Regions from separate parts of the Homo sapiens genome. Here region 1 is linked to region 2. A link is an interaction called in ENCODE POLR2A ChIA-PET data of the cell type or tissue named here. Cell type or tissue: MCF 10A. All regions are shown on one strand. Links, peaks and the distances in the headings refer to the core of each region. The heading gives the core; the rest is flanking DNA. Region 1 has its middle 21 kb from the start of CXADR. Region 2 holds the start of LINC01549 (long intergenic non-protein coding RNA 1549).

The links. Peaks named below come from ENCODE experiments on the same cell type or tissue, not always from the same donor. Only the 100,000 strongest peaks of a DNase experiment are listed, where the experiment ranks them.
Region 1: POLR2A ChIA-PET joins it to region 2 with 10 read pairs; 4 of 35 experiments call an interaction of 5 or more read pairs at or near these places.

Annotation. Positions count from the first base shown.
Region 1 is chr21:17,489,066-17,495,706 of GRCh38, reverse strand. No RefSeq gene overlaps it. Among named protein-coding and RNA genes, the nearest start is that of CXADR, 21 kb to the left of the region's middle. In MCF 10A, for the core only: no CTCF peak of the experiment used is centred there; DNase peaks (open chromatin) are centred at 2,726 and 3,456.
Region 2 is chr21:17,437,684-17,444,324 of GRCh38, reverse strand. LINC01549 (long intergenic non-protein coding RNA 1549) reads right to left here and starts at 5,435. Exons shown (of 4, transcript NR_037586.1): 1 at 5,328-5,435; 2 at 2,482-2,651; 3 at 125-242. RefSeq lists an enhancer at 5,223-5,806. In MCF 10A, for the core only: no CTCF peak of the experiment used is centred there; a DNase peak (open chromatin) is centred at 2,774.

The sequences.
Region 1 (6,641 bases), core at 504-5,503, 52 kb before region 2:
AAGGAAAGCTCTCAAACCAAAACAAAAAACAAATAAACCAAATCAGACTGTAATCTTCAACAAAACAGAATTAGTGAAATATTTAGCCTCCATGATATCGCAGGTCAGCTCCTTTTTCATTCATTTTATTTTTTCCCCAAGGCCTCAAAGAGCTCCAGAAATTTTTTTTAAGAAGGTATGCTGGGCACAAAAACCTAAAATGTTAGGAAGAGTAATGTATTTTCTTTATAAGCTACCTCTAGTTTGGTGTACAGTATAGTGAGTTTAAATACAAAGTAGGGTCTGATTTACCATTAAAGAAGGGATCAGTGAAATACAGGTAGATTTCCAAAGATGGATATAAAACTGGTCTGACTCAGCAGACATTGTGAATTTAGTATTGATTGAAGTACAGATGAACCAGTTGATAGCCAGAATGGATAATCTGTAAGAGAACCAATAGGATAGTCATTTAACTTGGGCTGAGAACTTTTCCCCAGAAGCTGACCCTAAGGTACAGATTTGGGTGCAGAGTAGAAGGTGATCTCAAGCACGAGTAGGGAAATAGGGAAGTAAAACAACCATGGAAAAAAGCCAAGAGAGGGTATGTTGGTGGCAGGTTGACCTTGTGGATATTGGGTCAATCCTAATGGGAGATCCTGAAAGATTATATAGAGTAGGTCTTGGAGTTGTCCCATCGGAGGGGTGAGGAGCTGGGGTGTTTATTCACCAACTTTCATCTGTCAATGGTTGAAGGCTTTTCCTGGAGGTATGAACTCCCAAATTTTCACCATCTGTCTCTTAGGGGTCTAGCACACTCCTGCAGCTAAAGAAAGTCCTCAGGCAGTCAGTCATTGGTGCTTGCCCGTAGGAAAAATGGGAACAGTGAATGCAGAATGGTTATGGACCAGGCACTGCTACATGGCATCTGCTATATGGTTAAATTTTTTTGGTGGCTATCAATCACTTGGAGAATTTGATTAAAGCTAAAGATCCTTAGGCAGTCATTGATTGGGAAAAAATGATAAAGAATCTTCTCACTAAGAAAAATAAGTGCATATATGTTGTTGTTGCTATTGTTGTTGTCTTGTTTTGTTCTCTTGAGACAGAGTCTCACTCTGTTCCCCGGGCTGGAGTGCAGTGGCATGATTTTGGCTCACTGCAGCCTTGACCTCCCGGTCTCAGGCGATCCTCCCACTTCAGCCTCCTGAGTAGCCGGGACTATAGGCATGTGCCTCCACACCCAACTAATTTTTGTATTTTTTGTAGAAATTAGGTTTTGCCCTGTTTCCTAGGCTGGTCTCAAACTCCTGGGCCCAAGTGATCTGCCCACCTCAGCCCCACAAAGTGCTAGGATTACAGCCATGAGCCACTGCACCCAGCCTATAAATGCATATGTGTACATGACTTTGTATTCAATTTACTGGGATTTCCACCTGAAGTGGCAAAGAGTCTGTGTCTTTGAGGATTTATGCTGATCTATGGAAAAATTGTACTTTGTCTTAGCATATTAGAAGTTGATATGGTTTGGATGTCTGTCTCCTCCAAATCTCATGTTCATGTTGAGATGTAATCGCCCGTGTTGAAGGTGGGGCCTAGTGGGAGGTGATTGGATCGTTGGGGAAGATCCCTCATGAATGGATTAATGCCCTTCCCTTGGTAATAAGTGAGTTCTCACTCAGTTCAAGCGAGAGCTGGTTGTTTAAAGGAGCCTGGTTCCTCCTCTCTCTCTTTCTCCCTCTCTCACCATGTGATGTGCCACCTCTGCCTTCACCTTTGGCCATAACTGTAAGCTTCCTGGGACCCTCACCTGAAATAGATGCTGGCATCATGCTTCCTGAATAGCCTGCAGAGCCATAAGCCAGAATAAACCAGCTTTCTTTATAAATTACCCAGCCTCAGGTATTTCTTTATAGCAATGCAAAAACAGGCTAATACAGAAGGTGAGTACAGGGTGTTTGGGGCCAGCCAGGAATTATCAACCCTGGACAGAAGGTATCATGAGATCCAAATGATAGACTCCATGTTTACATTGAAACACTGTTTTTGATGGAAGAATGGATGACGTTTTTAGCAGGCCTCAGAGGTGTGAAGGAGAGAGACCCAGGTGTTCACGTGGCAGGTGGTAGAAAACTAAAATATCACTGGAAAAGTTTTATGCCGGAGAAAGCCCTAGAGACTGAAGAATAGTATCTTTCATCATTGTGTAAATTGTGAACCCTGCTCTGATACTGGTAAGGCCATCTAAAATTTCTGTGGGAATAGCACAACTTCTATGTTATTTTAGTTTATTTCTTTTTTGAGTAGGTGATGCAATTATGTGGCTCCAACTTCAGTAGAGGATTTAAAAGTAAACAATTGTAGCCGAGCACAGTGGCTGACGTCTGTAATCCCAGCACTTTGGGAGGCCAAGGCAGGTGGATCACTTGAGGTCAGGAGTTCCAGACCAGTCAGGGAAACATGGCAAAACCCTGTCTCTACTTTAAAAAAAAAAAAAAAAGGAAAAAATCTTTTCTTATGCCTGACTGTCAGTCACCTAGACTTTCTCTAGAAGCAATAACAGTTATCAGTTTGTAGCATAGTAGTATGGATGGCCATGGGAGGAAGATTCCCAGTACCTAGTAAAATGAACCATTATTGGGAAACAATACCTGCAAGTGCTATGATGTCATCATGACCTTGGAACAAAGGCAGCATCATAAAACCAGTAAATACAGTCCACTGTACCTGCCCAGGTAAAGCAGGAGGCTTTTTGGTTTACTGGTAAGATTTCTGGGCTGGCGTACGCCTTGCCTGTTGCAGCATGCAGATGTTCTCTGTGTGGTGGCTTGGGAATCACTGGACATTGTTTGTGGCTTGGCTGTATCTTAACACCTAATGACCCACTGGTGGGGATTATGGTACTAGGTCCCTGGGTTCTGGTATACCCTCATGGGCTAGACAGGCAGGAGTCTGGTTCAACTGCATAGATAAAACCTTTTTTAAATCAGGTGCTGGTTAAGGGAGATATCATAAAACAACCTTTGAAGATACAAGAATTCTGTGTTTTTGTTTCTCAAGAGGACCTGCTAATCCTGTCAGAGACCAATTAGTGGTTAGTAAGTGAAGGAGAATTTCTCACTCTCTTGAAGGAGAATTCCTCACTCCCTTAAAGGAAAATAAGTGGTGGCAAAGTGTTTGGCCTACGTTGTTCCCATGTGGTGCCTGCGTCACCAGAGGTGAGCAGTGGGAGATCGGAGCTATGGCTTATGTACTAGAAGTTCTAATTTGAGGGTTCGAGGCATCTAGGTATTTCAGAAAATTAAGCTAGAAAATACTTGAATTTTTTTCTATTTCTTGACTGATTAAATTACAGTAAAAAACAAAAACAAAACAAAACAAAAAAAAACACCCACACAAGAATCAGGAGGAATAACTATCCATGATTCAGCTTCTTGTAACGGTCCGTGATTCAGCTTCTTGATAATCTGCCAGTGCTTGTGGTTCCTGGTAAGTCTGTTTTAACCACAGCCTGACTTCCCCTAAGTACCACCACCAAGTCCCTAAGGCCGACCTGATGGCCGAGGAGTTTTAGCCTTTGGTTAGGAACATGAGCGTGTGTGCTTGTGTGTGTGTACCAAGTTTGATAGTTCTGAGTTATTTAGAAAGAAATGTACACACCGGAATAGAAAGAGAGATTATCAACAAATGTTAGTTCTGGTCTTTCTAGAAACTGATGTCAAGACAGGATTTGAAGTGTGAGAAATTTCTTGGAGAAAACACTTGTGAAGGAAAATTGAGCAGAAAAAAGGAGGGTTGAGAGAGCTTCAGATGCAATGCTGATCTCATCCCTGGGATGGAGAGAGGGCAGGAAGGAAGAATGAGTAGGATGTCTTAGACTGCAGTGCAGTTCTAAGAAAGTTTTGTCCAGGTTGATGCGGAATCCTCAAGCCAGAATCACCAGGTGAAAAATGGGTCTGCCTTTGTTTCCCTGCCACACTTGGTCCCTGGCCAGGAGCAGCCCATTGGAAGCTTAACCTCAGTACCCACGCATAGGGGATACACAGCACAACACATGGGGTTGTCCCACGGGATCTGCGCAAACAGGGCTGCTTTTACAATTTTGCATATCTGCAATAAATTTTTGTAGGAGTTTGGAGTATTTTAGGATGGTAGAGGCGGTGAAATGAAATTGCAGTAACAATAGCCATAATAATCTGCATTTATACATGCACCAAGCCTTTCCTAAGAACTACACATGTATGAAATCATGTAATGCTTACAGTAGCATTGGGAATTGATCCTTTACGCAGGGTTTTCTCAATTTCAAATGACAGAAATTCAGCTAAAATTAACTTAAGTAAAAATAAAATGTATAGAAATTATCTGCTCATGTAATAACCAGAATGTCTCAGAGCTGGGATTAGAGGGAGGCCAAGTAAGGTAAACTCATGTAAGTGCAGACTAAGATCCTGTTTTCATTTAAAAATTAGCCAGGCATGGTGGCTCATGCCTGTAATCCCAGCACTTTGGGAGGCTGAGGTGGACGGATCACAAGGTCAGGAGTTCGAGACCATCCTGGCCAACATAGTGAAACCCCATCAGTACTAAAAATATAAAAAATTAGCCCGACGTGGTGGTGGGCACCTGTAATCTCAGCTACTCAGGAGTCTGAGGCAGGAGAATTGCTTGAACCCAGGAGGTGGAGGTTGCAGTGAGCCAATATCGCACATGACACTCCAGCCTAGGCCACAATGCGAGACTCCATCTCAAAAAAAAAAAAAAAAAATTAGTATTTGACCCAGCAATCCCATTACTGGGTATATACCCAAAGGAATACAAATCATTCAATTATAAAGATACATGCATGCATATATTCATTGCAGCACTATTCACAATAGCAAAGACTTGGAACCAACCCAAATGTCCATCAATGATAGATTGGATAAAGAAAATGTGGTACATATGCATCATGGAATACTATGCAGCCATAAAAAGGAACGAGATCATGTCCTTTGCAGGGATGTGGGTGAAGCTGGAAGCCTCCTCCTCAGCAAATTAACACAGGAACAGAAAACCAAACACTGCATGTTCTCACTTGTGAGTGGGAGCTGAACAATGAGAACACATGGATACAGGGAGGGGAACTACACACACTGGGGCGTGTCAAGGGAGGGTGAGTTTTGGGGGAGAACATTAGGGAAAAGAGCTAATGCATCCTGGGCTTAATACCTAGGTGGTGGGTTGTTAGGTGCAGCAAACCACCGTGGAACACATTTACCTATGTAACAAACCTGCACATGTACCCCGGAACTTAATAATAATAATATATATTTTTTAATTAGTACTTTTGGGCCAGGCGTGGTGGTTCATGCCTGTAATCTCAGCACTTTGGGAGGCCGAGGCAGTCAGATCACCTGAGCTCAGGAGTTCGAGACCAGCCTGGTCAACAGGGCAAAACCCCATCTCTACTAAAAATACAAAAAAATTAGCCAGGCATGGTGGTGCATGCCTGTAATCCAGCTACTCTGGATTCTGAGGCAGGAGAATTACTGGAACCCAGGAGGCAGAGGTTACAGTGAGCCGAGATTGCGCCACTGCACTCCAGCCTGGGTGACAGAGAGGCAAGACTCTGTCTAAAAAAAAATAAATAAATGAAATAAATAAACAAATAATGGTGTTTTTTTCCTTGTGGATTTTTTGGGCATTAATTTTGATTCTTAAAAGTATTATTGGAAATATTTTCTATGTTCATGTTCTGACAAATAGGAGGGAATAATATATTTTATTGAAATAAAGAATTAAAATATTTTTATTATAAAAAAGAAAATACTGTATTTTCTTTTATTACTGAGGTTTCTTTGCATCCCTTTAAAATTTGCCCCTCAAATTAATGCCTCGCTTACTTCACCCTAGTCCTGGCCCTGCTTCAGGCCTAGCTGAATCCAGAAGTTCAAATGATCACATCATGACTCAGTTCCTTTGGCTCTGCTTGTATTTGGTTTGGCTCTATGTTAGGCAGGTGCTTTCTACATGTGGCTTTTAATACTCACAGTCTTAGATGTAGAGAGGCTGTTTCTCTTCTAAGTGCACCGCTTACTGATCTTTGAAAAAATATTCTGCTTGAATCCATCTGAAACATATGATACTCTGGAAGAATTTTTGAACGATAGGGTACCCTCCAATCCAGGAAGATGTGGAGTTTCTGGATTAATCTTCTTTCCTTTCTTTTTGGAAACTCAATTTTTTTTTAAAAAATCATGTTTATAGTTTTTAAAATTCTCATTAGAAGGTAGAAATAGTTTTATCAATGACTAAGTTTTCATATTGACTAGGCAAAAAATACAAAATGTCCTTCATTGAGGCAGCTTTTTATGAAATGTTAATATTTTTCTCTTTGTGAAATAATACATCAAGAACATCTGTTAAATGGGAAAAAAGTAAGTTACAAAACTTTATCATATAACACAATTTCTGTGAAATATGTTTGTGTGTGTGTATGTTAAAATGCATATGATTTTTTCTGAAAGATAGAAAAAAACTGATAACAGTGATTGCTTCTGAGGAAGAGAGTTGTTGGCTGGGAGATGAGGAAACAAAAATTAAATTTTCACTATATATCCTTTTCTATCTTTTGAATTTGTATATGCATGCATTGCCTATTTAAAAAATAAATAACTTTT
Region 2 (6,641 bases), core at 848-5,847:
GGGCAACACAGCAAGACTCTGTCTCAAAAAAAAAAAAAAAAAAGACCAGCCTCGGCAACATAGTGAGACCTCATCTCTACTAAAAATAAAAATTAAAAGATTAGGGGACTGTGGTGGCATGTACCTGTAGTCTCAACTACCCAGAAGGCTGAGGCAGGAGGATTAGTTGAGTCCAGGAGATCGAGGCTGCAGTGAGCTGTGATTGCACCACTGTACTCCAGCCTAGGTGACAGAATAAGACTCTGTATAAAAAAGAAGAAAAGGAAAAAAAAAAGAAAGCTAAACATGAGCTGTTAGGCATGGCTGCACATACACACACACACACACACACACACACACACACACACACACACACACATTTTCCGACTTTTTTCAGACATTTTCAGACTGCTTTCGGTCTTGAAACTAGGCCAGTATGCCGACTACATGGGATGTTACATCATTTTTCTTGCTACTTTTCTATGTATTTTGCAAGCTGAATCAGTGTTCGCAGATACTCTTGCGTTTCAGTCCGAGTAAGATAGTCTTTAAGATACCTTTTAATATGCACGTTGAAAAGATAGAATGTATGATGCTGAGATTACAGGGATTGAGAAAGGCAAAGTATGTGAATCAGGTAGGCCAGTTCTCTGGCTTTGTAATTTGACATTTTAAATGAGTAGCACATCCTTTAACCAACAAAGTTATGGGGTAGCCTAGAAAGAGAAACCACTTGAATTTTAAATAGAGGATACAGAGAAGAGGACAGAATCTTCCCTGTGAACTATCTTAGCAGCATCTGGTTCTTTTGAGGTACTTTGAATGTGTTAGAGCTTAGAAACGGATACCCCAAAATATGGCACTTTGACATGCTGAACTGAAAAAGAAGCCTCAAGGTCTCTTGGACCTCCTCCCTGTCCTGTCTCTTAATCCTCCTTGCAGGATGAAGTTGTCCCCTGAAATTCCTTATTTGCCTACATTTTGGACCTGACAATGAAGAAAACAATTACTTCTGGCCCCTTCCCTGAGTTTTTATTAACTGAACTCATGGGAAGAAAGACTGAATTCTATCAACACGCCTGGACAGACTGGTCACAAACTATTGTCTGCTCTGCTGGCCCAAAAGACTTTATCCCAGGCCACTGTAGGTTCTCCAGGCCCATCGAAATCCCCTAAAAATCATCTACACGTCTCTATCTGTCTTTCCCCTAAGAAGTATATACAACCATCTGTACCTCACTGGGATATTGGACAATCATTCTGTGATTCTCCCTCATGCTCACTAACACATCTGTAGGCCATTTTGCCTATTAATCTGCCTTTTGTCAGTTGATTTTTCAGTAAGCCTTCAGATGGCAAAGAGAAGTTTTTCCTTGATCCCTATAAATTTATAGTAGAATGTATGCTATAAAAGACCTGATAGCCCCATTGTCATGGATGACATTTCTCTCATGTGGGTGTGCCAACTCGTGCAGATGACAATTTTATAAATGTGTGTGCTCCTGTGAATTAGACTGTTATAGTAACATTAAACTGCTAAAGAACTTCACCTACTTTCTGGATTTGCAAGTAAATAATTTGGCTATTTTTTTTTTCAGTCTAAAGGCAGATAGCTGATAAGCTACATGAATTGGCCCAGTGGATTAAGTAATTTTTCATAATGCCTGATTACTAGTTTCTGAGAGTAGGATATCTAGAGAAGGAGTTTTTGGGGGAGATAGGAACAGAGGCTGATCAGTTTATTTCTTTATGCTTTGACCTCCTCTAAGAAAAATGCTGGCTGCTACAAAAGTTTCTATCTTAACATTTTTCTGCAAGTTTGTTATTACCATTTATGAACTCCCCATTTCCCACAGAGGAAGGAAAGAATAGACAGAACTGAGTGATAAACTAGACAAAGGGAATGGCTTAGTAGGACATGGCTTCTGCCTTTTGTGTTTCCAGTATTTGTCTACTGCTAAGGAAATCAGTATGTGGCACATAACTGGGGCAAAGGATTCAACACTCAGCACTTCGAGCAAGAAGTCACCATCATTAGCATTATTGTGGCAGCTACAAGGAGACGCCCAACAATTTACTGCAAATGACATAAAATAGATACACTGACTCCCAGCTGGATTTTTACTATTTTTGTCCACATTCTGAGGGCTATCAAAATACTTTTTAATTCACTTCCAGACCATCCCAACTTCTACAATGACTCTTTCTCTCTACAACCAGCTAAATTTAATTTCATTATGATTTGCCAAAGGTTAACTGAGAAAAGTAACAGCCAAGAATTAAGAAAACAGGTATAACATGAAAGAGGGAAAAAATCATTTATTTTGAAGGGTGGCCTGACCAAGCAACATGGCTCCAGAGTGGAATGAAAGAGATAAAAATAGGAAGACGATTGGGTGAAGCAGAAAAAAAAAAAACAGAAGCAGTAGAAACAGATCAATGAGAATGTGTTTCTAGAGCCTATTATGTTTCTGAAGTTGAAGTGATAAACATATTGCATACCCTTTGTTCTAGAGACCTTTCAAAGGACAGAATTCCTTTTCTCAAGCATTGAGCTCTCTCCATCTTTAGAGTCTTTTCAGTCTGTTTCACACAGTGTCAGAAGAAGGTTGCCTCAAAAGTTGGTAGAATTACTGTAATTCCCTCCATGACAGTAGTAAAGTTGGATCCTGCTGATTAGAGCAAAACACAAAAGCTCACTTCCAGAGAACTGTGATCTTCTCATAAAACAGTTGGCATCGCCTGAAAGGGAGGTATTGTTGGTAGGTAAGCCAATGTCCTAGGGCCTGGGACTCAGCCAGCATCTCATGTAACAACCATGCTGCCTATCCACTTTTGTTTGTTTTCCCAGACAAAAATGATTGCAACACATTTCAGAGCCAATGCAAAAACTCTGCCTTTGTAATATGCTGACTTGCTGTCAATAATTAGATGTTCTAAATTGCTACACTAGACAATGAGGTCCAACTTAAAAAAAAATACAAAAACCCAGTTAAAAGCTCAATTGGCCAAGAGGTTATTTCTGCAAAATGATCACCAGTGGTTTTTTTCTTTTCTTTTATTTTTTGTGGGGGGCGGGTGTGGAGTAGATGAAATGTGTCCAGAGAAGAAAAAAAAATCATACTTCTGTAAATATTTTCTTAACTTCCTTTTGCCAGGCAGCTCTGGTTTAGTGAGACATACACTAGGTTAAATTTCAAAACACTTGGATACTAACTGTGCTACTTTGGAGCAAGCCATTTAATCTCCCTGAGGCCCAGATCATTCATCTATAAAGTGAGAATAGTAATACTTCGACTGACCACGTCACAGTATGATTAAATATCCAATGATATATTGTACATGAAAGCATTTATCAACTGCAAGTCATGATACTAATGTGAGGACTGTAGAGTTGCCTTTATTTTCCTCAGAGCAGATTTAATTCTGGGGTGCTGGAGAGAAGTAGGAGAGGTTCAGCTCCAGCTCTATCTCATTTCCCCACGTCTGAGAGGCTGGAAGAGAAAGGAGTGGATCTTGAGTTGGCAACTCCCATTTCTCCATCAGCAGAAAGAGAAAACTGGTTTTCAGGTTTCCTCCTACCCCATGAAGTAAGAGTCCCTTCCTCTAAATATTAAAGAAATTTATTAACTATCTAGATTTTCCTTGACTTTTGCTTCTTTATCTAGGCTATGTTGTTCAATATGACAGCCACTAGTGATTTGTGGTTACTGAACTCAAGAAATATGGTTAATCAAAATTGAGATGTGCTGTTAGTGAAGAATACATGCCAGGTTTTGAAGATAATAGTCCAAAAATACCTGAAAGAATGTAAAATATCTCACTAATGTTTTTTATGTTGATTTCACATTGTAAAGATAATATTTTAGATATATTAGATTGTACAAGATATGTTGTTAAAAATAAATTTTATGTTTCTTTTGACTTTTTCAATTGTAGCTACTATAGTTTAAAATTTTATATTTTATATCACTTTATATGTCTTTTTTTTTTTCCAAGATGGAGTCTTGCTCTATTGCCCAGGCTGGAGTGCAGTGGTGTGATCTCGGCTCACTGCAACCTCTGTCTCCCAGGATCAAGCGATTCTCCTGCCTTAGCCTCCCGAGTAGCTGGGATTACAAGTGTGTTCCACCACTCCTGGCTAATTTTTTGCATTTTTAGTAGAGATGGGGTTTCACCATGTTGGCCAAGCTGGTCTCAAACTCCTGACCTCAGGTGATCCACCCACCTTGGCCTCCCAAACTGCTGGGATTACAGGCATGAGCCACCGCACCCAGCCTCACTTTATATTTCTATTGGATTTGGACAATCAGAGAGGAAGGAAAAACCCGAGTCCCCAGTAGCCTTATTTCATGCCTCTTTCTTTCCATTTTTCAGTCTCTCTCCACCCTCATGCGTTCCAGGTATTGGGAAGTCAATTCTTTTGAGACAAACATCAAGAAACCAAAGAAAGATCAATAGGAAGATCATTTCATCACATTTATAGCACATGGCACCAAATAGACAGTCAGCATCCATTCAGTCAATCAATCATGCATTTAATTAAAATGAAGAATACAGAAATTTGGCAATCTCATGTCCTGAAAAAACAGATACACTAGGAATGAGTAATTTCTCTTTTCACTCTTACAAGTTCTGAAAAGGAGGAGATACTATGATTAGGCTATGAACTATACTGTGTATAGTCACTTATTAAAATCTTATTTTATATAATGGCTATCTGTAGGCATTTAAAAAAAACTCCCTTCTAAAGGTCTAGATATCTTGAGGTCAATAAATGTGCTCTGTATCCAATAAGTACTGAGCAAATGTTGTTGAATATAATGAATAAAATAAATGATATAATCAGTCTATCACTTTATCTTTCTAACCAAAATTAAAATTTGAAGCTAAAATGTTGTATGGTTGATTCGATGATGATATAGGCATTAAAACATGAGTTGTGCCTTAAGGTATGCTTTGCTTTTATCTGATAAAACAATCTTATTTAAATTTTTTTTTTTTAAATAATAGAGACTGGGTCTCAATATGTTGCCCAGGCTGGTTTTGAATTCCTGGGCTCAAGCAATCCTTCTGCCTCAGATTCCAAAAGTGCTGGATTACAGGTGTGAGCCACCACACCCAGCCAAAAAAATCTTATTTTTAAGTCACTTCAAAAAGTAACCCATTTGAGAGTGAATAAATTCTTCCCAGATTAAATCCTGGCTGATGAAGAACACTTATTCCTAAAATAAAATCCCCATCCATTTTTGTCATCTCAGCAACCATCTAAAAATTGTCCCAGGAACAAACTGATTCACCCTATATGAAATAACAGAATAACAGAGAAGAACGATAATCCCATTAACCTGGTAGATCCGGAATGAAATGCAGCTGGAGGATGGAGCAGATTGGAGGTGGGAACAGGGAACACTCAGCAGGCTCCCAGCCCCGAACACCCCTGGAGTCTCAACAGCCTCAATCCATCTGGAAGGGAGGGCTTGGGGGAAGGGCTGAGCATGGCTGCAGGGATCAAAGCTAAGCAGGGGAAAACAGCTAGAGCACTGTCTGCTCTTTGAGCAAAGATAATAGAGTCCTCTCTGTGGTGAAGAGAATGAACACACAGGAAGATTTAAAAACACAACAAACCCGGAGCCGATCAGATTCCTTTATTCCATACCTCAAACTCATCAGGCTTGTCCTCAATTCAGAGTCTCTCTATATTGAATTACAGGGTTAGAAAAATAAAGGGCATCCCATTGAGTGCTTTTCAAACAGTGGGTTGCCACTCTTTAGTGTGAGAGAATCAATTCAGTGGGTGGAGGTTTGCATTTAGAAACTGAAATAAATTAGAATGGAAAATAGAAGGAATTGCATGGAAAAGGGATAAATATTGTTTCATGAATTTTTTGGTGTGTGTGTGTTTGGTACAGGTAAAATACATCTTACTGTAGGCATTAGCCAAACTGTGAAACTGAAAATTAGTCAACTCTATCTCCCTCCCGTATTATTATGGGTTATTAAAATCAGTTCTTCAGGCCTTCAGGAATAGGCTTTTTAGAACCTCCACAGCTAATTCTCTGTTGAGGTATTCCTCCTGCATTCTAGAAATATAGACAATGTCACAGACTCAGTGCAAACCATCCTGAAAAATAGCTCCAGGATCAGGCATTGCATTATGAGGAAGCTAATACTGTTTGTCAGAATCTGAGGGCAGCCTCCCTTTAAAGACCCTAATTAAGGAGAGGGAATGAAGAAAAAATGGTAATAGCATGCCTCAAATGTGAGGCTGCCTCTTGGCCACTATTCATTAGAAAGCCCACAAACTGTGGGCTCTATTTAAGGAACGTCTGGGATGGTTTTGGGCGGGGAAGCAAAACAGACCCAGTCAAATACTTCCCCTTTTATTCTCAACTCTGTTGTCAGCTTACTTTTCTCACCTTGATTTATTTCTTGAAATTTTAGTCAAATTCATTGACAATTTGCCTTATGATTCACAAAGTAGATGAGAGTGAATAGAGAAGCGACCTGACAGAGAAGAGAGCAGGACTATTTAAAAGATTCTGGCAAGAGGTGAGAACATTCCTCGATCCACTATAGAAAACCACCAGTGATCAAACAAACACAGTGAATTCCATTTCTAGGTCTCAAGGAATTAAGCATAACATTCAAAGTTGACTAGA